Regions from separate parts of the Mus musculus genome. Here all the other regions are linked to region 3. Evidence: chromatin loops called from intact Hi-C (ENCODE). Cell type or tissue: left cerebral cortex. All regions are shown on one strand. Links, peaks and the distances in the headings refer to the core of each region. The heading gives the core; the rest is flanking DNA.

Evidence for each region. Hi-C counts contacts between places; a loop is a spot of excess contacts. Peaks named below come from ENCODE experiments on the same cell type or tissue, not always from the same donor. Only the 100,000 strongest peaks of a DNase experiment are listed, where the experiment ranks them.
Region 1: a loop joins it to region 3, with 3 times the contacts of the local background. A loop is called at or near these places in 8 of 42 quality-filtered maps.
Region 2: it touches region 3 in a loop (5-fold over the local background); 6 of 42 quality-filtered maps call a loop at or near these places.
Region 4: it touches region 3 in a loop (3-fold over the local background); 3 of 42 quality-filtered maps call a loop at or near these places.

What each region holds. Positions count from the first base shown.
Region 1 is chr5:21,781,616-21,787,454 of GRCm38, forward strand. It overlaps Dnajc2 (DnaJ heat shock protein family (Hsp40) member C2), which reads right to left and starts at 3,550. Exons shown (of 17, transcript NM_009584.4): 1 at 3,374-3,550; 2 at 1,432-1,622. The coding sequence starts at 3,437. It overlaps Psmc2 (proteasome (prosome, macropain) 26S subunit, ATPase 2), which reads left to right and starts at 5,132. Exons shown (of 12, transcript NM_001368661.1): 1 at 5,132-5,269. The coding sequence starts at 5,200. In left cerebral cortex, for the core only: no CTCF peak of the experiment used is centred there; DNase peaks (open chromatin) are centred at 2,724, 3,623 and 5,108; H3K4me3 peaks cover 3,158 bases; H3K27ac peaks cover 2,268 bases.
Region 2 is chr5:21,656,261-21,662,179 of GRCm38, forward strand. It overlaps Armc10 (armadillo repeat containing 10), which reads left to right. Exons shown (of 6, transcript NM_026034.5): 5 at 4,293-4,364; 6 at 5,104-5,919. The coding sequence ends at 5,358. Among named protein-coding and RNA genes, the nearest start is that of Armc10, 13 kb to the left of the region's middle. In left cerebral cortex, for the core only: a CTCF peak has its summit at 2,531 (motif pointing right); DNase peaks (open chromatin) are centred at 1,935, 2,529, 4,822 and 5,095; H3K27ac peaks cover 1,329 bases.
Region 3 is chr5:22,513,138-22,519,056 of GRCm38, forward strand. Orc5 (origin recognition complex, subunit 5) reads right to left here. Exons shown (of 14, transcript NM_011959.3): 12 at 3,567-3,677. Among named protein-coding and RNA genes, the nearest start is that of Gm22887, 19 kb to the right of the region's middle. In left cerebral cortex, for the core only: a CTCF peak has its summit at 2,824 (motif pointing left); a DNase peak (open chromatin) is centred at 2,768.
Region 4 is chr5:21,734,763-21,740,681 of GRCm38, forward strand. It overlaps Pmpcb (peptidase (mitochondrial processing) beta), which reads left to right and starts at 2,398. Exons shown (of 13, transcript NM_028431.2): 1 at 2,398-2,514; 2 at 4,107-4,247; 3 at 5,278-5,364; 4 at 5,723-5,852. The coding sequence starts at 2,416. In left cerebral cortex, for the core only: CTCF peaks have their summits at 1,030 and 2,340 (motif pointing right); DNase peaks (open chromatin) are centred at 1,023 and 2,365; H3K4me3 peaks cover 2,009 bases; H3K27ac peaks cover 720 bases.

The DNA of each region.
Region 1 (5,839 bases), core at 840-5,839, 730 kb before region 3:
TCTGTGTAAATGAGTAGGCGAGTGGTGATGCAGCATGCCTTAAGTCCCAGCACTTGGGAGGCAGAGGCCCAAATATTTCTATGAGTTCAAGGCTAGTCTTGTCTACAGATCCAAGTTCCAGGACAGCTAGGGCTACACCAAGAAACCCCATATCAAAAGAACAAAACAAAACCAAAACCAACCAACCAACCAACAAGAAAAAGAATGTAAGTCATTGTGCAGTCATGTAAGTTAGGCGCCAGTCGTGGATGACAATACAGCCTTCTTGATATTTTATGCACATGAGTCCAAAAGACTCTTAATGAGCCACAGACCAATGTCCAACCAACTATAAGACAACTTTACTAATATTTCGACCCAAAACTCCCTGCAACGTTCCTTAGTCTGCATCCTAGCCCTGGCTACCATTAGTCTACTCCTCCAACCCTGGCTACACATCTCCATCAACAGGCTCTGCCTGTGCAGAACATTACTCAGTTTCCACATTGCCAACAGAATGGTTCTTTTCAACCTTAGAGACATGTGAGCTTGTGTGTGTGTGCACGTGGAGGCCAGACCACACGCTCAAGTGTTATTCCTCATGCAGTCAAGCGTTTCCCTCCTCCAGTCAGTCTCTCACTTGCCTGGGGTCCACCTTGCATCTGGACTAGCTCATCAGTAAGCACACACAGCCGTCTCTTCCACCGCAGTGCTGGGATTACATAACGTGCTTTGCTCAGAACCTCAAGTCTTCTGATTCTTCCTGTCCCCTTTGCTCCCCTACCAAATCCCCAGACTTTCTAAACTGGGTTCTGGGGCTGAACTTACACAGTCTTACACGTACTCCAGTGACTTATCTCCCTGAGGCTAGCCTGGGAAACGCTGATGACTTAATGTCTTCAAGGATATTAATTCATTCCTAAATATAGCTTTAAAAATATAGCATAAACATCTAGACTAGGTTTTTCTGGGCCTACTTTTCCACAGCCTTGATCCCCCATGTGTGGTCAGACATTCTTCACTCCTGTGTCTCTGGTATTCTGTCTTCTACCCAGAATGCCTTTTTTCCCTTCTCTACTTCATTAACTGCCACTCCTGTTTTAAAGATCTGCTGGAGTTTGTTGTCTGCTTTTTAAAAGATAGGGCTTTATGTAGCCCAGGCTAGTCTCTAACTGCTGTGTAGTCAAGGCCTTTGAACTTCTAACTTTCCCATCTCCATTTCTCAAGTCCTCCGTTTATAGGTGCACATCACCATTCCCAGAGACATTACTTTTCGCTGTGAAGGCTTGCTTGACAGCTATGGCTGAAACAGCATACTATGGGCTTAGCAATTAAGAGCTTACTTATGACTATCATGTTGAACTGCCTTAAAATACAGGGTACTAATGGGAAACTAGGAATGCAGCCTAAGTTTGATGCTCTGAATGAGCGAAAGCTCTGCATAGCAAATACCTTCCAATCTTTGGGATCAAGTGTTTTCAGCATGGGGAATTCTTCTAACTGTAACTCTTCATCTTCTGATTCCTCTGACAACTCTTTCTTATCTTCCAGTTCCTGAAAAGATGTAGAAGCATTTCTGTTTCTCCTCTTAACAAAAGCTTCAAACCATCTTCCCACAGGTTCAACTTGACAGACTGAAGAGGCTGTGAGGGAGAACAGTAAGACTTAATTTATTGCATGGAACACATCTATTTCAAGGCCACACAGTTTCTTAGGGAGAGCAGAACAATGATGTCAGAATATAATTTTAAAACCACCAACTATAAAAATCCCAGTTGCACCCTGGGTAACAAATTATCATTGGTAACATCTTTTTATTCCAGCAGTCTCTTCCAGTTGATGTGCCACTAAGGTTGATGAGGTGAGCTCAATGCCCAGAACCCATATGAAGGTAGGAGAGACCTGACTCCATGGACTTTTCTTCTGATCTCTGCACACATGCTGTGTGGCACTCAAAAACACTTGATCAGTTATTTTTTTTAAGCATAAGAAAATAATTTCAGCAGCTAATCAATATTTTCCTGATGATGTGAGAAGGGAAGGCAAGAAACGAGTAATAGTAATAAAAAAAATGATAAAAAGCTACCAAAAAACAAAGACTGCACACTCATGCGATCTTAATTATTAACAGATTAGCTATTAAAATGGTTAATAATTCTAAGGATTCTCTAACAATAATCTGTTGAAATAGACAATTTTCCAAGCCAATGCTGAGAACTCATTACCGTTTCTATGTCTTAATAACACAGGCTGGATGTAAACCCAGAATTTCAGGGCTTTAATCTAGAACTGTAAATTTCTTGAAACAGATTGAATCATTTCAGGATGGAAACAATACCTATCTCACCCAGTTCCTAGAATATTCGAATGCAGTTTTAAAGCTTTAAACTGTTGTAGAGAAAGTAACATGGAATAAATAACTGTAGATATGTATAACAGAAATTAAAAAATGGTAATCTGTGTCAGGAAAAAAGATCATAATTTTAATTTCTTAAGAAATCAAAGGGCAATTTTCTGGTGCACAATTTGTGGGCATCATTTTCTAAGACCCTTTCTTTTTCACGTTTTAACTGGCTTATGATATTAAGATTTCCTCCACCTAACACAGGAGAGGAGTCAAACGCGAAAATGAACCGGCTGAGTAGCGGGGGCGTGGCTTTCAAAACCGTGTCTTGGAAGCCTTTCCCTCACTACAGGATTACCGCGACACACAAACGCAACACGTGCCATGGGAAACATTTAAAAATTATATTCAACAAGTGCCCACGGTAAGCGGCTATGGGAATTAATGTAGATCATTAAAATGAGAGACCCGACACTTGAAATACTTTCTGGCGTGCAGGGCTATAAACCAAAACCCCTACAGCAGGAGGCTAAGTTGTGCTTTTAACCATCCTTGGTGTACGCCAAGCTGTCCAGGAGCATTCACAGGGGGCTTCCAACGGAATGAGGAAGTTCTGAGTTCCGACAAGCAAAATACACAGCCGGGAGCAAAGGTGGAGGCGAAGGGCTGAACAGCGTTTACAAGGCTTTGTATCTCTCCCGGCACGCGGGTGCGTGCAGCGGGGTCGCTCCGCCGTGGGCAGGGGGGGTGCCTTAGGGGGCCTTTCGGGGTACAGGAGGGCTCGGTCCTCAGCTGTTCAGCCCGCTCCGTGAGTCAGCAGCCTCACCAGGATGAAGGAACCACAGGTGCACAAGGAAGACGCCCCCACCCTCCTTTCCGAGAAACCGGGGACACTTCAAATTACAGCACTGAGCAGCAGGGGCTCGTCACAGTCCCCCGAGTCCCGGAGCAGATTGCCGGGGTCAAGGCTACCGAGCCAGGGGTTGCTAGGGACAGGGCTGGGGCAGGGGCGCCCGAGGCAGGGCGGAAACTGGGTTGGTGGGCACGTACCGGAGGTCAGAGCGTGGGTGATGGCGGTGCCCTGGCCCTCCGCGGCGCTCGGCAGGAGCAGCATGCTGGTTGGGGCTGGTCCCGCGGACGCCGCGGCTCACGGCCGGCAGGCAGGGCCCTCCGCGTCCGCACTACCTGTGGTCTGAGCCTCGCGCCTAGGCTTTACGCCCCGGAGCCGGCGCATGGAGACGACCAGTGAGCACTTCCGGGATGGGGCTCGCACGGCGCGGCCGCCAACCCCACCCCCACGGCCTCGCGCCAATGCGCGCGGCCGCCTACTTCCTCTGTGACTCTAAACCGACCGGAGACCAAGGAGCTCGAAGGAACAGTTCCTAGACGCATCAGTTCCTACGTGAAAAGGATTGTTTTGGTTTTTGTTTTGTTTTTTTGTTTGTTTTTTCACGTGAGAGCAAGACGGAGGAAATAATTTTGAAAAAGAACTTCACTCACTTTTGTCACCCAGGCCGGCCTCTAACTTGTGAATATCCTGTTTAAATCTCCCAAGTGCTGAGCTACCACCAATCTCTAGGTACCTCATAAAAGTGGAATCATATAACTATATATCATTGTATTGTTATATTAATAATGTTATATATTATAACATTGTCTCTATGTGAGCGGTGTATTCACTAGTATAATGGTCACAGAATTTATTTTTTTAAGGCCAAATAATACTATATTCCCATAACCACATTTTTGTTTACCCATCTTATGTATTTGGGTACTTGGGTTATTCTTCATTTGGCCTTTGCTAATGCAGCTATAAATAGGGCTGTACACGGATCTCTTTGAAATCCTATTTCCAACTTTTTGGCATTTGATATTTAGCAGTAGGATAACTAGTTTATATAGATTTTATTTTAGTTATTTTCAGTTTTTCGCAAGCACTGCAGTATTTTACACCAACAGTGTAAACAGCATCTATTTTTTTTTTCAACATCCGGTCAAACTTTCTTTTTAAACATAATAGTGATCCATGGGTCGGTCATGGTGGCGCACAGCCTTTGTCGCAGCAGATACCTCTAAGTTCTCAGACAGCCTGATCTGTTGCTAGATAGCCAGGACCACGCAGAGCCAGTCTTAAGAAGGAGAGAGAGAAAGAGAGAGGGGAAGGAGGAGGAGAAGGAGGAGGAGGAGGAGGAGGAGGAGGAGGAGGAGGAACCATCCTAAAGAGAATGACGTGCTTTTGATTTTAACATCCTTTCATGCGTCCGTTTATTGGCATTTGTGTATCTCCTCTAGAGAAATATGTCCAAATTCTTTACCTACTTTCCTTCCCTCTATCTTTTAATCTTCCCTCCTCCTTTCCTGTCATAACAACCAGATTCCTTTCTTGTTGTGGATCTTTGTATAACCTGGATACACACTCCCTAACAGAAATGCATTATCTTTATTCAATTTGTAGATCTAGCCACCAATTAACTGCGTCCAAACTGCCAGGCATTCTACAAGGCCTGCTCTGTAGCGCCTTTCCAGTCTTGCGAGGCAAACTATTTAGAGATGAAATAAACTACCCGCCTATGTGTATTATTTACTAGTGACTAAATCACGATTTTAGGTCATCAACTGAGCTAGGGCTAATCTTGGACGTTCCTATTCGGGTATCTAAAAAAGACTGGAGTTGTGAGGGAGCGGGGTGAACACGCGTTTCCTTCCACCAGACAACCCTTCCTCCCGTCAGCCGTGCGTGCAGTCCCCAGATGTCCAGGGAACCGGCGCCCGGGCGCGGAGCTACTTCCGGTGGGGAAGAGAAAGGGAAGACACCAGCGGAAGCGGGAAAGGTGCTGTGTAATCACCGAGACGCGGAGGCACTTGCGGCTTCTAAAATGCCGGATTACCTAGGTGCGGACCAGCGGAAAACCAAAGAGGAGGAGAAGGACGACAAGCCCATCCGAGGTGAGAGGACACGGGCCGGGAGCGGCCGGCGCTGGCACCGCAGAGGCGCAGGATTCCCGCCGCCTCGGTGCCCTGCCGGCCTTAGATCCGAGCGGTGACCGCTCTGGGCCGCAGCCCCGTCTGTCTGTCTGTCTGCCTCACGTCCGCCCCCTCGAATATTTTACCAGGCGCTGAGGTTCTGTATCTCCTGAAGTCTTGCAGGTCTTCAAAAAGTGGCCAGCCAGGTGGGCTGTGAATTCTACCTCCCGGCCCTGTTCCCTCCTTCCCAGTTGTAGCAGCTTGGCTACAGATTGTCACTGTGTAGCGACAATCCTGAAACACGATGGTACAAGAGAGATAGAAGAGATAAACTCTCATCTTGACCCCATGATTCCAGCCACGAAGTGAATTGCCATTTTACTCTTTTTTTTCTAGATATTTTTAACAAGACTCGAGTGTGTCTGTCATAATGTGTCTTGCTGTATATCAGCATCTTGAATTTAGAGATTTCGTGATAGCAAGTGCTGTTCCCTCCATGTGCTTATTGTCCTATGTTGTGGTAGTACAATAACATTTAATTATTGGTGGAGA
Region 2 (5,919 bases), core at 380-5,379, 860 kb before region 3:
GGACTGGAACTCAAGCAGGTCAGGAAGCAGGAGCTGATGCAGAGGCCATGGAGGGATGTTCTTTATGGCTTGCTTCCCCTGACTTGCTCAGCCTGCTCTCTTATAGAACCAAGATTACCAGCCCAGAGATGGTCCCACCCACAAGGGGCCTTTTCCCCTTGATCACTAATTGAGAAAATGCCTTACAGTTGGATCTCATGGAGGCATTTCCTCAACTGAAGCTCCTTTCTTTGTGATAACTCCAGCTGTGTCAAGTTGACACAAAACTAGCCAGTACACCCACTGAGCCTCTTACCAGCCCTGTTTTACTTATTTTTTTTAAAGGTTTTATTCTTTTATTTTTTATTGGTGTGTAAGTGTTTATGGTAGATGTGTGTGTGTGTGTGTGTGTGTGTGTGTGTGTTTGTTTATGGTGAATGTGTGTGTGTGTATGGTAGGGGTGTGTGTGTGTGTGTATGTTTATGGTGTATGTGTGTGTTATGGTGGATGTGTGTGTATATGTTTATATGGTGTGTGTATGTGTGTGTGTGTGTGTGTGTGTGTGTGTGTGTGTATGTATGTTTATTCTGTGTGTGTGTTTATGGTAGATGTGTGGTATAAAGCATATGTGTAAGTTAGAGGACAACTTTGTGGTATCAGTTTTCTCTTACAGCCTGTGCATGGATTTGGAGGATGAAACTCTTGGGCTGGCCTCAGTCTTACCGCGTAGCAGAGGCTGACCGTGGGCTTCTTATCCTCCCGATACTTCAGAGTGCTGGGGTCATGGGCGTGCACTGCCTTGCCTGGTTTTATATTGTCCTGAAGAAGGAACAATTCCACAGCTGTGCTATGTCCCCAGCCCTCCATTACCCTCTTCACAAAATGGTTTGACTCAGCCATTATCTGTTGAAATCTTCCTGCACCGCAGCCGTGTGGTGTGAAGTGAAGGGAATCAGATGCAGGAAGGCTTCATTTGTCCAGTTGTACAAATGGAGGAGGCAGCAGACATGATGCTGGCCGCTAAGACCTCAGGAGACATCAGAAAGTCTGAATAAATCTCTCGTGTTAAAGTCCATTCTCATTGCTATGTTTTTAAAGCACACGGTAGTATGTAGATTGGCCAGTTGTAATGGTAGACTTGTGTTCTAGCAGACAGTTGAAAGCAAAATGCATGGGTGTTTGAATGCACGGGATGTGGTTTTATTTTTAAATTTTATTCATTATTTGCATATATGATGGGAAAGGGTGTGTGCCACAGTGTGTTCATGGAAATCAGAGGACAACTTTGTTTGTTTAAGATTTATTTGTTTATATGGGTGTGTTTTGTTGATACATATATTGCATGGTAGAAGAGGGCATCAGTTCCCATTAGAGATGTTTGTGAGCCATCTCTCCAGCTGGGGACTTGAACTGTGTCTGGTTGCTGGGTTTTACTACAAGGGCTTTTCCTTCTGAGTCCTCTAGCTAGCCCCAAGTCGAATTGTCTTTTTTCTTTCCTTTCTTCCTTCCTTCCTTCCTTCCTGCCTGCCTGCCTGCCTGCCTGCCTGCCTTCCTTCCTTCCTTCCTTCCTTCCTCTCTTTCTTTTTTTATTATTATTTTTGAGACCGCACTGTGTGTCCTGGGCTGGTCTTGAACTCTCGACTCTCCTGTTTCAGCCTCCCAGGTGCTGAGATGTGTAGGTAGGTACCACTGTTGGCTGCATTAGTATTTAGGAAGGACTATTATGATGATGTGCCCCAAGTGTCTGCCATCATCTGAGTACTTCTGGGGTTATCAGGACGTAACTGTATAAGGAAGTGCCTCACTGTGGTCCAGTGCTTCTGAGGTGTTGGCACATGGGTTTTCTACATTTCCTGTAGCCCAGCTTGTTTGGATCTGGTCTAAGGCATACCCAGGCATTCAAAATGAAACATAAGCATTAGGCCAGCTCCAGCTCCAGGCTATTTCCAGCCTTCCTCATCGCTCATCCCAGTGGAAGATGACTTAGCGTTTTAGGACCCAAGAAGATGCTTTGCCTCTGCGCTGTAATGTTACTCTGCGCTGTAATGTAATGTGCTGTATGCAAAGCCTCTCCCTTTACTGTCTCTGCAGCTGCTTTCCCGGAGCCCAGGAAGAACTCTAGTCAGTTCAGAGGCAAGCAGGGGTATTTGGATCTGTAGATATGTGTCTCGTCTGGCTGATGAAGTCTACAACATTTTAATAGATGGCTCGTGTCATTTTGTTGTATTCTTCTATACAGCATTGCCTAGCATTTTTCAACTTTTGATGGGAACCTGGCCACCTGCTATGGCATTGTTTCCCCGTAGAATCTGAGAGTAAAGTTCTGACTTGCAAATGAACTTTTCCATAGTCGTCCATTTGTCTGTGCCCATCGTGCATGTTCCTCGGGATGCCCCAGAGTGACTTTTAAAGGTCTTGTTTCACTTGTGGTGGTGAACTCGCCGCGCTCTAACCATCTGTGCTTGCACCACTGACTCAACAAATACAAAATCCTGGGAAGTGTTTGCTCTCTGCAGTGAGAGCCAACCGCATAAATGGCCTGGGTCACCACAAGGTGGCGCCTGTGGCAAGAAAGGGGAAAACCAGAACTTAGTGTTTCAAAGGGAACTGTAGCCCATAAATGTGTTTAGCCTGTAGAGGATAGCAATCTCAGACACTAGCCAGCTGTCGCCCTTCCTGTCTCTGGTTGATTGTGAGCAGGCCATCTCCTAGGTTCAAAGCTGTCTGTTTCTTACACAGCTCTTGCTCCTGTTCTTCTGCTCCAGGCTTCATCGACTTTACAGGCAGGCACTTTGTTTCTTAGACTGGCACTAGTGTTGCTGACAGCATCATGCCAGCTGAGATGTCCCAGTCGCTCTTGGGAGGGCACCAAAGGGTCAGAAGTCACTCTGGCTGTCCTAAGAGTTCATAATTTCCCTAGAAGCATCTGCCTGAACAACCCAATCCTGCATAAACAGGTTGGCAGGACCCCCACTCTGGGGCAGGATCAGCAGGACCCCCACTCTCGGGCAGGGTGGGCCTCTAGCATCAGCAGGACCCCCACTCTGGGACAGGCTGGGCCTCTAGCATCAGGCTTTTGTTTTTACCTTGTTCTCTTCTGCACTGCTTGACGTTTTACCATGACCATGTGTCCATTTTACTAAACTTAGAAGATGGTAAAAAATGAGACTAACCAAAGCTTTACATCTTCACTTTAATAATTAAGTTTTCGTGTGACCAAAGGAGTTGGAGGCATACAGTATGATGTAATAGTCTAGATCCAAGGTAGACCCTGGTAGGGTGGTGCCCTGGTAGGGTGGTAGGGGACCCTAGGTTTGATCCCCATCACCCTCTCCTCCAAAGTTCTATGGTCGGTATCTATTGCCTGTTTAATTTGTTATAAAAATGTACATTCTGGGTCCTTCCTGGGTCTAGTGAGAAGTGGTGGTGGTGTTTCTTCTTGGCTTTTGTCCCCTCTTTCTTCTCCCTTTAATTGCATGTCTTGTAATTTAATATGTAGGTTAATGTTTTACAAAGCGACATCTTGGGGCTGGAGAGGTGGCTCAGCACTTAAGAGCATGTGTTGCAAAGGACTCAGGCCTAGTTCCAAGCAACCACATAACCATTGGTAACTCCAGTTCCAGGGGTTCCAGTGTCCGCTTCTCACGTCTGCAGGCACTCACACACATGGTGCACATACATATATACACTCAAAAAGATTCAATGAGCGGTTTCTATTGTTTCCGAGACCAGATTCTCCTCTCCTACACTCATAATGAACAGATTTATAGCGGGAAAGGTGATTCTATGTGTGAAGCGTTTGTCACGCAGACATGAGATCAAGAGTTCAAATACCCTGGAAATGGGGTGCAGGTGGCCTGCCTGTAACCCCAGCACAGGGGTTGTGAGATGGGGGTCCCTAAAACAAGGTGGCCAGACTGAATTGGTGAATTCTGGGTTCAACTGAGGACCGTGCTTCAGTGACGAGTAGGCAAGGAGACTTTGGCCTCCCCATGCACATACATGTAAGCATGTATACACACATATACAAACAGGGAAAAGGATGACTTAACATATACCATGCTGACAGTACAGAGAAGACATTTGCTTAGTTCTTGTTGTCTCCCCAACGGTTGAACCAGACAAGTGAGGTTTTAGATGGGCACTGGTAATGACGGCCTCTCTGACAGTGGTGCCGAGCAGAGACTTCATGGAGGAGACGGAGCTAGGTCCCGAGGTGCAGACAGGAGTCACGGGGAAGTGGGGTAAGAGGATGGCACCCTAGGGAGGAGGTCACGCTTACTGACCCAGTAAACCCAGTGTTCTGTTGGCAGGTCCAGGTTTTGAAGCTGCTTTTGAATTTGTCTGAGAATCCAGCCATGACAGAAGGACTACTGAGTGTCCAAGTAAGTAGATTACCTACCCGGTTCATTAGTGCACACATACAGAGATTTTGACAAATAGATCTGCAAAGGTATGCCCAAAAACATTCACAGGAATTATTTCTGAAGATGAGTATTAAGCATATTTTGTTTTTTAAAACTTCTCTGTGGCACCAGCAGACTTTCCATCTCTGGCCACTTTGCAGTATTTTTCTGTCACTGCATTTTAAAGTTTGTTTTTTTTGTGCATGTGTACCTCAGCATTTGCTGAAACAACTGTACTGAGTGAGTCCCCTGTGTGGGCTCGGTCCTGAGCATTCAGCCAGCACCAGCAAGTTCTTAGTGTTCCCATGGAACTTAGGAGAAGCAACCATGTAACAAATTAGCAAGACTGTTGAAAACATGTAACAAACCATTGAAACAGTCCCTGTGCTCTGAAGAAGGCCAGGCGGTGTGAGCCGTCTGCAGAAATCGAGCCATCTGCTCCGTCCTGTTACCAGAACTGTGTGTAAGAGCTAATGCTGATTGAACTAATGTGTTCTTACAAAAACTGGATAGATCCTAAAGGGGTTGGTTTCCCAAATGGCTACACTCTGGAGTTCCAAAGAAATCTTAGTTTTTCCCCTAACAAAACGTCATTTTCACTTGTAACATGGAATAAAAATGAAACATGTCCCTTACGCTTGCCTGGAGTCAGACTTTTACAGTGTTAACTAATGGATGCTGTTTTAAAATAGGACAGTGACGCTGTTTCCTCTTTCAGGTGGATTCTTCATTCCTTTCCCTTTATGACGGCCAAGTAGCAAATGAGATTCTTCTTCGGGCTCTTACACTGTTTCAGAATATAAACAACTGCCTCAAAGTGGAAGGCCGGTTAGCTAATCAGATTCCTTTTGCTAAAGGGTCATTGTTTTTTCTGTTATACGGAGAAGAATGTGCCCAGAAAATGAGAGCTTTAGCCTGTCATCATGATGTGGATGTGAAAGAGAAAGCTTTAGCAATAAAGCCGAAATTCTGATCGGTTGCTCCTATTTTTATCAAAGACTCAAACAGTAAGGCAGTCTTAAGTCAGCACACGGGAGCGTTTGCCTGCCTTTAAAAGGGGTCTTTCAGCCGATGGAGTTAAACAATAAAAGTGAGTGAGCAGCTCTAATCCAACACGATGTTCAAAATTTTAGATTTTGGAGTAGTTCAGATTTGGGGTTTGGGGATTGAGTAGAGTCTGGAACCTTCCGAGGATGTGGATCATTTACGGGGCAAACGTTTGGTTATGATCGTGGACAGACTGGCCATGCTCTTCAGGACTATTTGAAGGATTCTAGTGCTAGTGAATGAATATGAGGGGCTGTACTGAAGATACTTGCTGAGGTATTTAATGGTTTCCTGACACGAACTGAGTGGCCTGTCTCTGTACAATCCTAACTCCTGGGAGCATTTGCAGTTGCTCATGAGACAGCGTTAAGTGCTGAGTTGAAGTCTGTTACTGCCACAGCAAGGACCTTGTGCCTCAAACCAGTGAATACTGCAAGCTCGAGTCCACCACCAACCCTGCCATGCTGCTTGCAAGTCTGAGCTCATC
Region 3 (5,919 bases), core at 343-5,342:
CCCTTCACTCTCCCTCTTGCCCAATTAAATTGCAAACTCCCAAAGGAAAAGTTTAAAAAACGTATCCTTGTTTAGTTCTCAAAAAGGTAATTGGGGGAATCTAAGAATTATAGTCACATACACTGTTAACGCTGCTTCTTTTCTGCTAGGAAGTCCTCTTTCTTCTCTTCTAGCTAAGCTGACTTTGTTTAAAGGTAACAGTAGCACCTGACGTCCATTTCAGTTACTGTAGTAGCAGAAACAAATAAAAACCATGCATGTTGTATAGAGAAAGTTGCTAGCAGTAATAAAGGCTGGACATGTGCTACAAACGTAGGAATCCAGAACTCAGAAGTTTGGAGATGCCAGTACCATGAGATGACCACCAAGAGCAGCAGCAGCAGTGGAGTACAGGCATCTGGAGCCTAGAGGATGACGCGTGTGCTACAAAGGGCATGGCTGGAGAAGTGACCCAAGCCCTTGGAGGAGCCCAGAAGATCGTAAGTTGGATCCCAGACATTGGACGGTTGGAGCTTGACTTTTGCTTTTGATTGTGGCTGTGCCCTGATATTTTCCCTCTTGAAGGAAGAAACTGTTTTAGTGGAGCCCACAGTTAAGAGACTTTTAATTGTAAAAAGACTTTGGATTTTAAAAGAGATGGATATTTTAAAGAAATTGAAATTTTAAGAATATGTAAAGACTGTGGGACTTCTAAAGTTATTTAGGTCTAATCCTTAAGCCTAGGTATATTTAACCTCTTGGTTTTTCCTATATTTTATATCCTAATAATTAGAATGACCAAGTTCCAAAAAGATTTTATAAACAAATATATATGCATATTCATTTATATGCTTTCACTATCCGAAACACTATAAATACTAAATGTTAATAAGAAGAGGTAACAAAAGATGAACAACTTCCACTGCCACAAGTTACCAGATAAAGACACACTCTGAGCCAAGCTGTTCCTAACTATGTTAGTACCAGTGATGTACACACAAGGATCGGCGACACTGGTTATACTGTTCATTAGAGTCAAGACCCAGAACTTGGTAAATCTCTACATCAGAAACCTCTCACTGTATGTAACTTTTATTTTTCCTTAGAGAGTAAAACTGCTGAGTCTATTTCTAAACAAATAAGATGCCCTGGTAACTCGAGGCACAGTATACAAGGCACAAGGTGTGCTGTGTGGCAGGGTGACACCTGGAACAGCAATAGTAGCAGAAGTGTTGCAATGACGGCTACACAGACACTATTACCACACAGCCACATCCAATGCCACCCAAGCTCCTAGAACAGCAGCCACGGACAAGTGTTTCCTTGCTTAGTCCCCTAACTTTGGTCCTCCCTCCGACCTCTGCCCTTCTCTGAACTGTATCTAAATGTCAACTGACTGCATTGCCTTTCCTTTCCGCACAGTTACTGTTTAAGTCGGCTCAAGCTTTCCAGTCACGCTCCACCCTTCACCTTAGCTGCCACATCTTTCCTACAATGCAGAAGTAACCCTTTTCTGCTTTTAGTCTCTCATGAGCCTCTCCAGCCTCCCACACGCTCCTTTACAGCCTTTTAATACTATTTTTATGTATCCTCCCCTTCACTCTCCCTCTTGCCCAATTAAATTGCAAACTCCCAAAGGAAAAGTTTAAAAAACGTATCCTTGTTTAGTTCTCAAAAAGGTAATTGGGGGAATCTAAGAATTATAGTCACATACACTGTTAACGCTGCTTCTTTTCTGCTAGGAAGTCCTCTTTCTTCTCTTCTAGCTAAGCTGACTTTGTTTAAAGGTAACAGTAGCACCTGACGTCCATTTCAGTTACTGTAGTAGCAGAAACAAATAAAAACCATGCATGTTGTATAGAGAAAGTTGCTAGCAGTAATAAAGGCTGGACATGTGCTACAAACGTAGGAATCCAGAACTCAGAAGGGAAAGGCAGAAGGATGGTAAATATAGTAGGGGCAACATGACAAAACCCTTTGTCAACAAAAGAATCAAGCGGGAAGGTACTAATGACGTCTATGCTTGAGTAAATAAGGACCAGAGCTTCAGAAACCGCAAGTTTAAAAAAAAAAAAGCACAGAAAAAACCTTTTAACACAGATTAAAGATGAATTAAGTTCTTAAAACTTTCAGCACCTGCTAATTGTTTATACAGCCTAACAACTGACTAGAATACCTTCCTTCAACTTCAGACTCTGTACACACTAACTTTCTATAGATGTTCATATAAAGTCTTATGTTATAAAGACAATGATCTAGATCCGATGTCAACAATGTTGAGACTACAATCTATTTTTGGTACTTTAAGTCTTTAATAATTAAAAGCTACTATCACATGTTGTAAAATCTGACATCTATCCTGAGATCAAATTTATAGTGAAATAATTATTATGTAAGTTTAACTACTTACATATTACCAGCCATAAAAAAAATCCCTTCATACAAACTGCTTAGTGCATCTGACTTGACTGTATTCTAAGAGAAGTCATTTACATCAATTTGCCTTTTTTACTCATAATACTCACCAAGTCTTTCTGAGACATTTAAGAAATCTAGCATGACTAAACTTACAGAATTTTCTTTAAAAGTGAATGAACTACTTAAAAACAAAATCCCGCCAGGCAGTGGTGGCGCATGCCTTTAATCCCAGCACTTGGGAGGCAGAGGCAAGAGGATTTCTGAGTTCGAGGACAGCCTGGTCTACAGAGTGAGTTCCAGGACAGCTAGGGCTACACAGAGAAACTCTGTCTCGAAAAACAAAACAAAACAAAAAAATCCCCAAACCAAAATACTCATTTTCTATTTCTGAGCTTATGCTGCCATCTAGTGAAATGCTGAGAATTTAGCTATTCTGCTGCAAAACAGACCAAATAACAGTAATAGCATACCAACCGTTAGAGTATATTTATGAGAAATAAAGACATTATAGATCATTTTCCAACACATTTAAAAGATGCTTCCATTAAATTATGCTTATATATTTTAATTCATTAATTTAATCATCAAGCTACTTGTTTAATCAGCAATAATTTTAAAAATTACTGAAAAAAAATGAATCAGAAACATTAAATTAATTTTTTATCATTTATAAATTCTGTGATGAGTCCCAAAGAGCCTGTGTCTGGAATTGTTAATAGAGCTGCCCCTCAGCACGTCCCGAGGATGCAGGACCCCATACATGCCAAGGTGAGAATGCACAAGCATATATAAGACAGCATATGTTTACATACAATGAACAGCATCTTCAATATACTTTAAATCATCCATCACTTATAAAACATAACTTAACGTAAGTGCTGTATAAACAGTTGTTACATTATATTCACATTTGTATTAAATAACAACAAGAAATGGCCTGTATATGCTCAGCATAGAAGAGAGTCACTGTCTTTTTTTTCTCACTATAGTTGGTTGAATGCATGAATTCCAAACCTAGCTCTAAAAAGGGCCAACTGTACTTACTAAAACCAATATTCATTGTATAGTTAAAATATTAACATTTGTTGAGCAAAAATCTCTATGTAGACTTCCATACTACCTGAAGAACTGACTGGGGATGGTAGGGAAGAAGCCAGCATGAGGCCTACCTGGGAGAAGATATTTGCTGTTGGAGCCACTCTGCTGTCCACTATACTATACAATATTGCTAATAATCTGTCCAGTGGAAAGGGCTTTGGTCCAAGAAGATGATTGCTTGTCTGTAGAGAAAAGAGAACATAAGACTTTTTGGCATGCTTATTAGCATCCATTAATTAGACCTAACAATGGGTTTCATGATAATATTCTGCTACACATAGATAATGCAGTTGATCCCATTCACACACACCATTTGCACTCTCTTACTGCCCCCCCCCCCACTCCTACAGACCCTCTTCTTCCTGTCTAGTCTTCCTTTATGTCCATAATTGTGTTAGCCCAATGAGCTTCATTTCAGGGTTGTTGGAGCATGGCCAGCCGCTGAAGAAATCTCTCTCCCTCGTCAGGAAGGGCAGTCAAGCACCCCTGCCAATTCCCTGCTGCAGGCCTACCTTGTGCAGATAATGCCACCTTTTATAAATGACCTTAAATTTCCCTTGTACCAATAAACATGAAAAAACTCAGCTATTTGCAGTCTTGACACTGTTATCCTGTTGCACACATTCCCAAATGATTTTTCAAGGTAATGTATAACCAAAACTAAGACTTTAAAAAAAAAAATGTATGTGTATGTGAGTGCCTGAAAAGTATGGGTGTGCACTGGGGCATGCTGGGGGGTGCAGAGGGTGATGGGGTGGAAGAGTTCCTGAAACTGGAGTTCCACGGCTGGGATCACTATGGGGAGCACCAGATGCTCTTCACAGCTGAGCATCTCTCTAGCTCCCACACCGGGTTCTTAATTGCTGGACTAGAACACATTACTTATTTCCCACCTCTTCAGACCAATTCTTGGAAAAAGTTCAATATAGTTTTGAAAAGACAGAGAACTAAAAATACCATTTTAATTTAGCAAAGTAATAAAGTTGTATAATTCATAAATAAGCTGTTAGCATAAAATAATTTTATAAAAACTCTAAAGACAGAAAATGTTCATAGTTTTAGATATTCATATGGTACAATCACATGTCATTAGAGAAATTACAGCACTGGAATTCCATTCTTAGCAGATAACTTTAAAAGCAGGTTAAAAATATAAGGACTTCCTATTAACAGTAGAAAATAAATTAGGAAAGTATATCCCTAAGAGTAAATACATATTTAAAAGAATAATGTAACAAAAAAAGCCCAAAACCCAATTAAAGTACACAAAAGCAGTGTTAACTTCACTTATTTACAGAGTTCAGAGATTATTTTCCTGTTCTTAAATTTTGCATGCTCTTTCTAACAAATACTTCAAACATTGAGAAAAGCAGAGGCTTAATACAACAAATACTAATGTACTCACTACCCAATTTTATCAAATTCAAATATTATACAATACATACAGAGAAATAAAATCTTAGACCGTGTTACTGATTAGTTGGAGTCCACTGAACCCTTTCCTACCTCACAACAGTGCTGCTCATGTACTAGAGACGTGAGCACCATACGACCTGAGTTCCTTGTAAGTTGTACCATTTTGGATGCAGCTTTATACCACACTGCCTTTTCCCTTTAACACTACGTTTTCTTAGATTTGCCTATATTTTATATATTTTACAGCACTAAAGTGGAAATTTCTGGTTTCTTTGGAGACTCGGTTGAGTCATGTGATATTTTTCTGGAAACTGTCTTATGAGATGATGGTTTTGTTGAAGCAGACACATGAGAGGATATTTTGCTGAGAAAAGATGTGTTTTTCTGGAAGCAGCCTGGAAAAAGGGCATGTGATGTTTTGCTAGAGCAGACACTTGAGAGAACAGGTAATGTTTGGAAAAAGGATAAATGTAACCCAACAGACAGTGGACAACACTGTGTGGTATTGGTTTGCCTGGCCTTCTTTGCTGATCATTTTTTGTTATGACTTCATAGAGAAAAACACACCAAAGAAGTTCTGGTGGTGTCTGGAGACATCTTGCCACTTCCAAGGACTCGGGCAGATTGGCAGAGCCTTATTGTTTCTCTGGATAGAATTAGCATTGCTGATCTGTGAATGGCATTTGCAAGGAGACTGAACGACTGCTGCTAATTAACATTAACGTGAACTGAACTGCTGCTATCCTGACAGTGAGGAATGGATTCATCCCAAAGAAGTATTTCTAAACAGGGCCACAGCTTCCTTTGCCTTTCCACTACCTCTGGTGGGTGGTGGGCTAGAAGGGAGGTTTTTGCTTTTTTGGTTTTTTTTTTTTTGGTTTTTCGAGACAGGGTTTCTCTGTGTAGCCCTGGCTGTCCTGGAACTCACTTTGTAACCCGCCCGCCTCTGCCTCTCAAGTGCTGGGATTAAAGGCATGATCACCACTGCCCAGCTAGAAGGGAGGTTAA
Region 4 (5,919 bases), core at 431-5,430, 780 kb before region 3:
TGGCTAAGGACAAAACAACAACAAAAATGAGAGAAAAAAATCCTCAGATACATAGATATAAAGTTTCCAAGAGGATCATGGCAAATTCACCAACAGGCTAAACCATGGGGTACCATGACTAAACTGGTGTCATCCCATGGATACAAGGATGGCTTAAATCAGTAAACATATACCTTGTAAAGGCAATATGATGGAAACCACACAACCTTGTCAGTAGATGCAGAAATTCCTTCACGATCCTCCTAGGAACAGAAGGCGCATACTCCAACATAATAAAGACTATAATACAGTCAGTAAGCCTAGAGCTAACATTATACTAAACAGAGAAAAACTGAAAGCATTTCCCTTAAAATCAGAAACGGGGGGCAGGGCCATGGCTCCGTAGTGAACATATTTACTGTACAAATGGAGGGTGGGCAGGGAATCCTCAGAGCAAACCGGCTGGAGAGACGAGCCGTATCAGTGAGCTCAGGTTGAGTGAGAGATTCTGACTCCATGAACAAGGTAGGAGAGTGGTCAAGGATAACTCCCAGCGTTAGCTTGGGACCTTCTCATGTAACGTGCGCGCGCGCGCGCGCGCGTGCACACACACACCACACACACACACCAAACACACGCATTCACGGGTGGTCCTTCCCACCAAAAATATGCACGACACATACATTCAAAAATGGAAAAAGATTTTAAAAGTACAAATGACCAACAAATATTTGAACAAAAAAATGCTCACGACCCACGGCTTTCAGAGAAATGCAAATTCAAACTATGTTGAGATTCCATTTTTTCTAGTTTTTGTTTTGTTTTGTTTTTACTGTCACTGTGATAAAATAACCTGCAGTTCCAGAGGGCTTCCATCCATCCGTGATGGGGAAGGCAGGGCGACAGGAACAGGCGCTATCAAGCTGCATCACAGCTCAGAAACAGGGAGATCGGGAAGTGGGACCAGGCTATGAAACCTCCAGAGTCTGTGCCCAATGCCTTCTACTGTAAGGCTCTACTGCCTAAAGGTTCCACAACCTTCGCAAACAGCGCCGCCAGCTGGAGGGCAGTTGTCTAAACTTCTACACTTAGAATGGCTATCGATAAAATAGCAAGAAGTCAGAGTGGAAAGTCAGAGGCAGGAACCAAAGGTGACATGGAGTTCCTGGTTTGGACGTTTGACTGGTTGTCACCATTACAGCTACAAACTGACAATGAGGCGCCCAAGGGATTTTCCTGTCTTTTTGGCTTTTCGAGACAGGGTTTCTCTGTGTAGCCCTGGCTGTCCTGGAACTCACTTTGTAGACCAGGCTGGCCTTGAACTCTGAAATCCGCCTGCCTCTGCCTCCCGAGTGCTGGGATTAAAGGCGTGCGCCACCACGCCCGGCCCGGATTTTCCTGTCTTGTTGTTAAATGGTGAATAGTTAAAAGAGGAGGCTGGGTGGGAAAAGGATACCTGAACGATAATGTAAATTAGGTATTAGGCAACAAGGGGTCAAGTTAGACAGAACTCCAACTTCTAAAGTTACAGCGCACACTCTTTAGTGTTAAACAGCCTGTTAGGCAGCCAATACCTCAGTTCCCACTGTAAAATTAGCAAAGTAATAGTCGCTTCCTCACAGAAAAGAGCTTGCTAGGGGCTTGCAGGCAGCTCAGCGGGTAAAGTCACTTGCAGTGCAAGCCTGTCCACCTGAGTTCCACCCCCAGAATTCATGCAAAGGTAGAAGGGGCAACTGATTGCATAAAGTTGTCTTCTGACCTCCACAAGCTTGGAGTGGCATGCACCCACCCCCTCCCCATAATAAGTTAAATAAAAAGCTTTAATTTTAAAAAGTGCTTGCTATTTTCGTTAAGCCTCAAACCCTGGGACAATTGGCTAAAGTGGCTATTTGACAAATTTTAGTTTCATTAGAGTGTATGTGGATAAAGAGGCACCCAGGAACGGGTAAGAGCAGTTTGTTTTGGCAGAGCCCTAAGACGTGGAAGTAAATAACATTAAATCATGGTAACAGAATGTAAGATTATGTTTGTAAAGCGTCTGTCTTTTAGTAGCAATCTCGGCAAAGGTATTCCTATGGAATAGAATAAGCAACGCTATAAACATTAGAACAACGAAGACCAACATGATAGATCCTTCAATGTGTCTGTCCCTCCCGCACTGGATCTCTCTGATTAACTCCAACCGCCTGGGGATACATGTTCCGTTCACTTTGTCCCTTGTGTGTCTTGCACATCATTTCTACAGACCTGATTATTTGGAGCGAACTGGGGAGGGAGTCAAAGGGTGAAGGGATTGAGGGTTCTAAGCCCAGACACAGAATCAAAGGAATTTCAGAGACTGCAATTCCTGCTGCCGCCACAGGGTGGAGCCAGCCTCTAGTTCTGGGGCCTGGAGTCATGACCCGGAAGTACATCTCCACTTTCTCCACCGCAGAGATGGCGGCGGCCGCTCTATCCCGGACGCTGTTGCCAGAGGCCCGGCGGCGCCTGTGGGGATTTACACGAAGGCTTCCGCTTCGCCGCGCCGCTGCTCAGGTGAGTCTCGCTCCGCCGTGCCCCGGCGGCTCCCGGTGTGCTTTGGGCCGGGCCTCCGGATCCGCTATCCCGGGGCGCTGCGGCCGGGCGCAGAGGGGGCGGGGCGGCTGCTCCCCCTCCACGCCACCCGCGGGAGGTAAGAAAAGGAGCCGTGGACCCCCAAACCAGACAGCGCCATCCTCAGCCCATGGACACCCAAACCAGACAGCGTCAACCTCAGTTCATCCGAGTTTTATCCCAGCGTTTTCCTTATTTGAGAGTTGTCTTGCTCCAAAGGGATCTCTCTCTCTCTCTGTGTGTGTGTGTGTCTGTCTGTCTGTCTGTTAGTTTGCTATTACCAATGTTATTGTATGTCGGGCTGTTCTCTCTCGAGAAAAGGAAACTAGGACAAGCGCTTTATGAATTTGAAGTTGGGTTTGCTTTTGGTTTTGATATTTTGAGACATCGTTGTTACACAGGGTTTCTCTGTGTAACATCTCTGGCTGTCCTGGATCTTGCCCTGTAGATCGGGCTGGCCTCAGATCCGCCTGCCCCTACACAGTAGGGCACAGTCAGGTCATGGTGTATTATTTGATCAGGGAGCAGAAAGCCTTTGGGTCACAGAAGCAGGACAGTGCGGGCTCGTACACATTTCTTAAGTACCTGTGGCTGTGGCTGTGAAGAAACCACGACCATGGCAACTCTTATAAAGGAAGACACATTAGCTGGGGCTGCTTACAGTTCAGAGGTTTCGTCCATCATCATCAGAGCAGGAAGCATGGCAGAGTGCTGGCAGACGTGGTGGAGAAGGAGCCAAGAGTTCTACATCTGGGTTGGCAAGAGATAGACACAGACAGACAGACAGACAGATAATGGACCTGGCTTGAGCATTTTAAACCCTATAACCCACCCCAGTGGCACACTTCCTCCAACCTTCTAGTAGTCTCTCTCTCTGATGACTAAGTGTTCAAATCTGTGAGCCTCTGTGGTCCATTCCTATTCAAACCACCACTGTGTCTGGCGGTTAGGTCAGTCTCAGGTTTTTGGGTCAGGGTTTAGGAAATACGTTTTTCTCATTTCAATATGAAAACATGAAAAAGCTGCTGAAGCGTCTGTAGTCAAACCAGTTGGCCCGAGAGCCTCTGAAGCATCTGTCCTGTTTCTGTCTGTCCTTTGTGAACAGGAGCATCCCGTCTGTCTCACTTCTACACAGTCAGTTTTGTATTGTTATTTCAGTTTCTTGACTTTTTGTCCTTAGTGAATATGAAGCATCTGTAGGAGAGGTAGCTGAATCAGGGTGCTTGTTGAAGGGTAATGTGCTAACTGCTCCCGTTCTTGGAGAGAAAGGCATGTTCTCTCAAGTGTTGCCTGTTTGACAGAGCGGTTGGTTAAGGAACATTTCCTAGGCTACTGCTAGAGCCCAGTGGAACCAGAACTGGGACCTCATTCTCCGCGCTTTCTGCCAATGACACACACACACAGACACACATAGCAGATTACATCCACCCCGGGCTAGGAAAGTGGTTTTGGAATGAGTCTGTTTGAGGTTGTTTTGTTTGACACTGAACACCAGGACAGTAATGTTTTCTCTCTTTCCCTCCTCCTCCCGTCAGCCGTTGTACTTTGGAGGGGACCGACTAAGAAGCACACAGGCTGCCCCACAGGTTGTGCTGAATGTCCCCGAGACACAAGTGACATGTTTGGAAAATGGACTCAGAGTAGCTTCTGAAAACTCTGGGCTCTCAACGTGCACAGTAAGTCACTGCTACAGTCTTTTTTGTTTGTTTGTTTGTTTGTTTTGTTTTTTCAAGACAGGGTTTCTCTGTGTAGCCCTGGCTGTCCTGGAACTCACTCTGTAGACCAGGCTGGCCTCAAACTCAGAAATCCGCCTGCCTCTGCCTCCTGAGTGCTGGGACTAGAGGCGTGCGCCACCACTGCCCGGCTGGCTGCTACAGTCTTTAGTCGGCACCTTGTCTGGGAGGGAGCAGCCACAGCTGCAGCTCTCTGGTTGGCTGGGTTCTCCGAGCTTGAACCTTCCCTTCCAGGTGCACTTTGGTACCGAGTGCTTATGTCCTTCTCTCACTGCTGACATCTGCCTCTGACGGTCATGAGCCTGGCCACTTTCCCACGGCCGTCAGCAACACAAGCTCAGGGAGAGTCACGTGGCTATCTGAGGTTATAAAGCTTATGCTTGTATCTGAGCCTGACTTTCTGACAGTCCCTGATGTCTATTCCACAGTTATTAATTAGATGTGCTAAATGAGCTATGTTAAGAATTTGACTCTGATACTTGTTTTTGTTGTTGTTTTGTTTTGTTTTTTCAAGACAGGGTTTATTTGTATAGCCCTGGACTAGACTGGCCTCGAACTCTGAGGTTCTTGGATTAAAGGCATATAACACCACCACCTGGCTGAGTCTGATATTTGTAACAGCCTGCTGGAAATTAAGTTTCAGGTTATAGGAATGAACTGTCATTTCATTGTAGTCAAAGAGACATGGTCAGATTGGAAAACATTTTCCAGAAAAAGGAATGAGATGACCTTGTGTGTCCAGAAACTGAATTTTGTTTTTTTTATGGGACTGTGCATGTGAGTACAGGTACCCAGGAAGGGCGAAGGCAGTCGCAGACACTGAGGAGAGAGCTCACATGGCTGTGAGCTGCCTAACATGGTGCTGGGAACTAGCTCAGTTCCTTTGTAAGAACAGCGAGGGCTCTTAACTGTTGAGCCGGCCGCCATGTCTCCAAATGTGGGGGTTTGTCTGATTTGCTTGGTTTTCCTTCAGGTTGGGCTGTGGATCGATGCGGGAAGTCGCTATGAGAATGAGAAGAACAACGGCACCGCCCACTTCCTGGAGCACATGGCCTTCAAGGCAAGTCGCTGGCTGCTCCCCACTGGTCTCTAGGAGAGGGCGGGCGGGTGTCATCACAGACACTGTACCAGAGGGACAAGAGCTGCTTCATAACATGCCCCATGCCGGTTTTATTTCCTCGGTGTTGTATTTCAAATAATTAATGATAATTACTTTTTGACATTGAAGGATGGGTTCTCTTTTGGGATATACACAAGCCATTTTTAATGGGTATTTTTTGAAACCAAGTATACTTTACAAACTTCTCTTTGCATGACTGACACTGGGTTCTGTTCAGAATACTTCTTATCTGATACGTTTAGACTATATGAAGGGTAAAGGGAGAGTATCCTAACTGTGCTTTCTCCTTTATTTCAAGGGCACTAAAAAGAGGTCCCAGTTAGACCTTGAACTTGAGATTGAGAATATGGGCGCTCATCTTAACGCCTATACCTCCAGAGAGCAGACTGTCTACTACGCCAAAGCATTCTCGAGAGATTTGCCCAGAGGTACTATCTGTGCTGCCGGAAGTGTGATTCTCCTAGGGCTTCACGTCTAATGCAGCGCTGTGGGTTT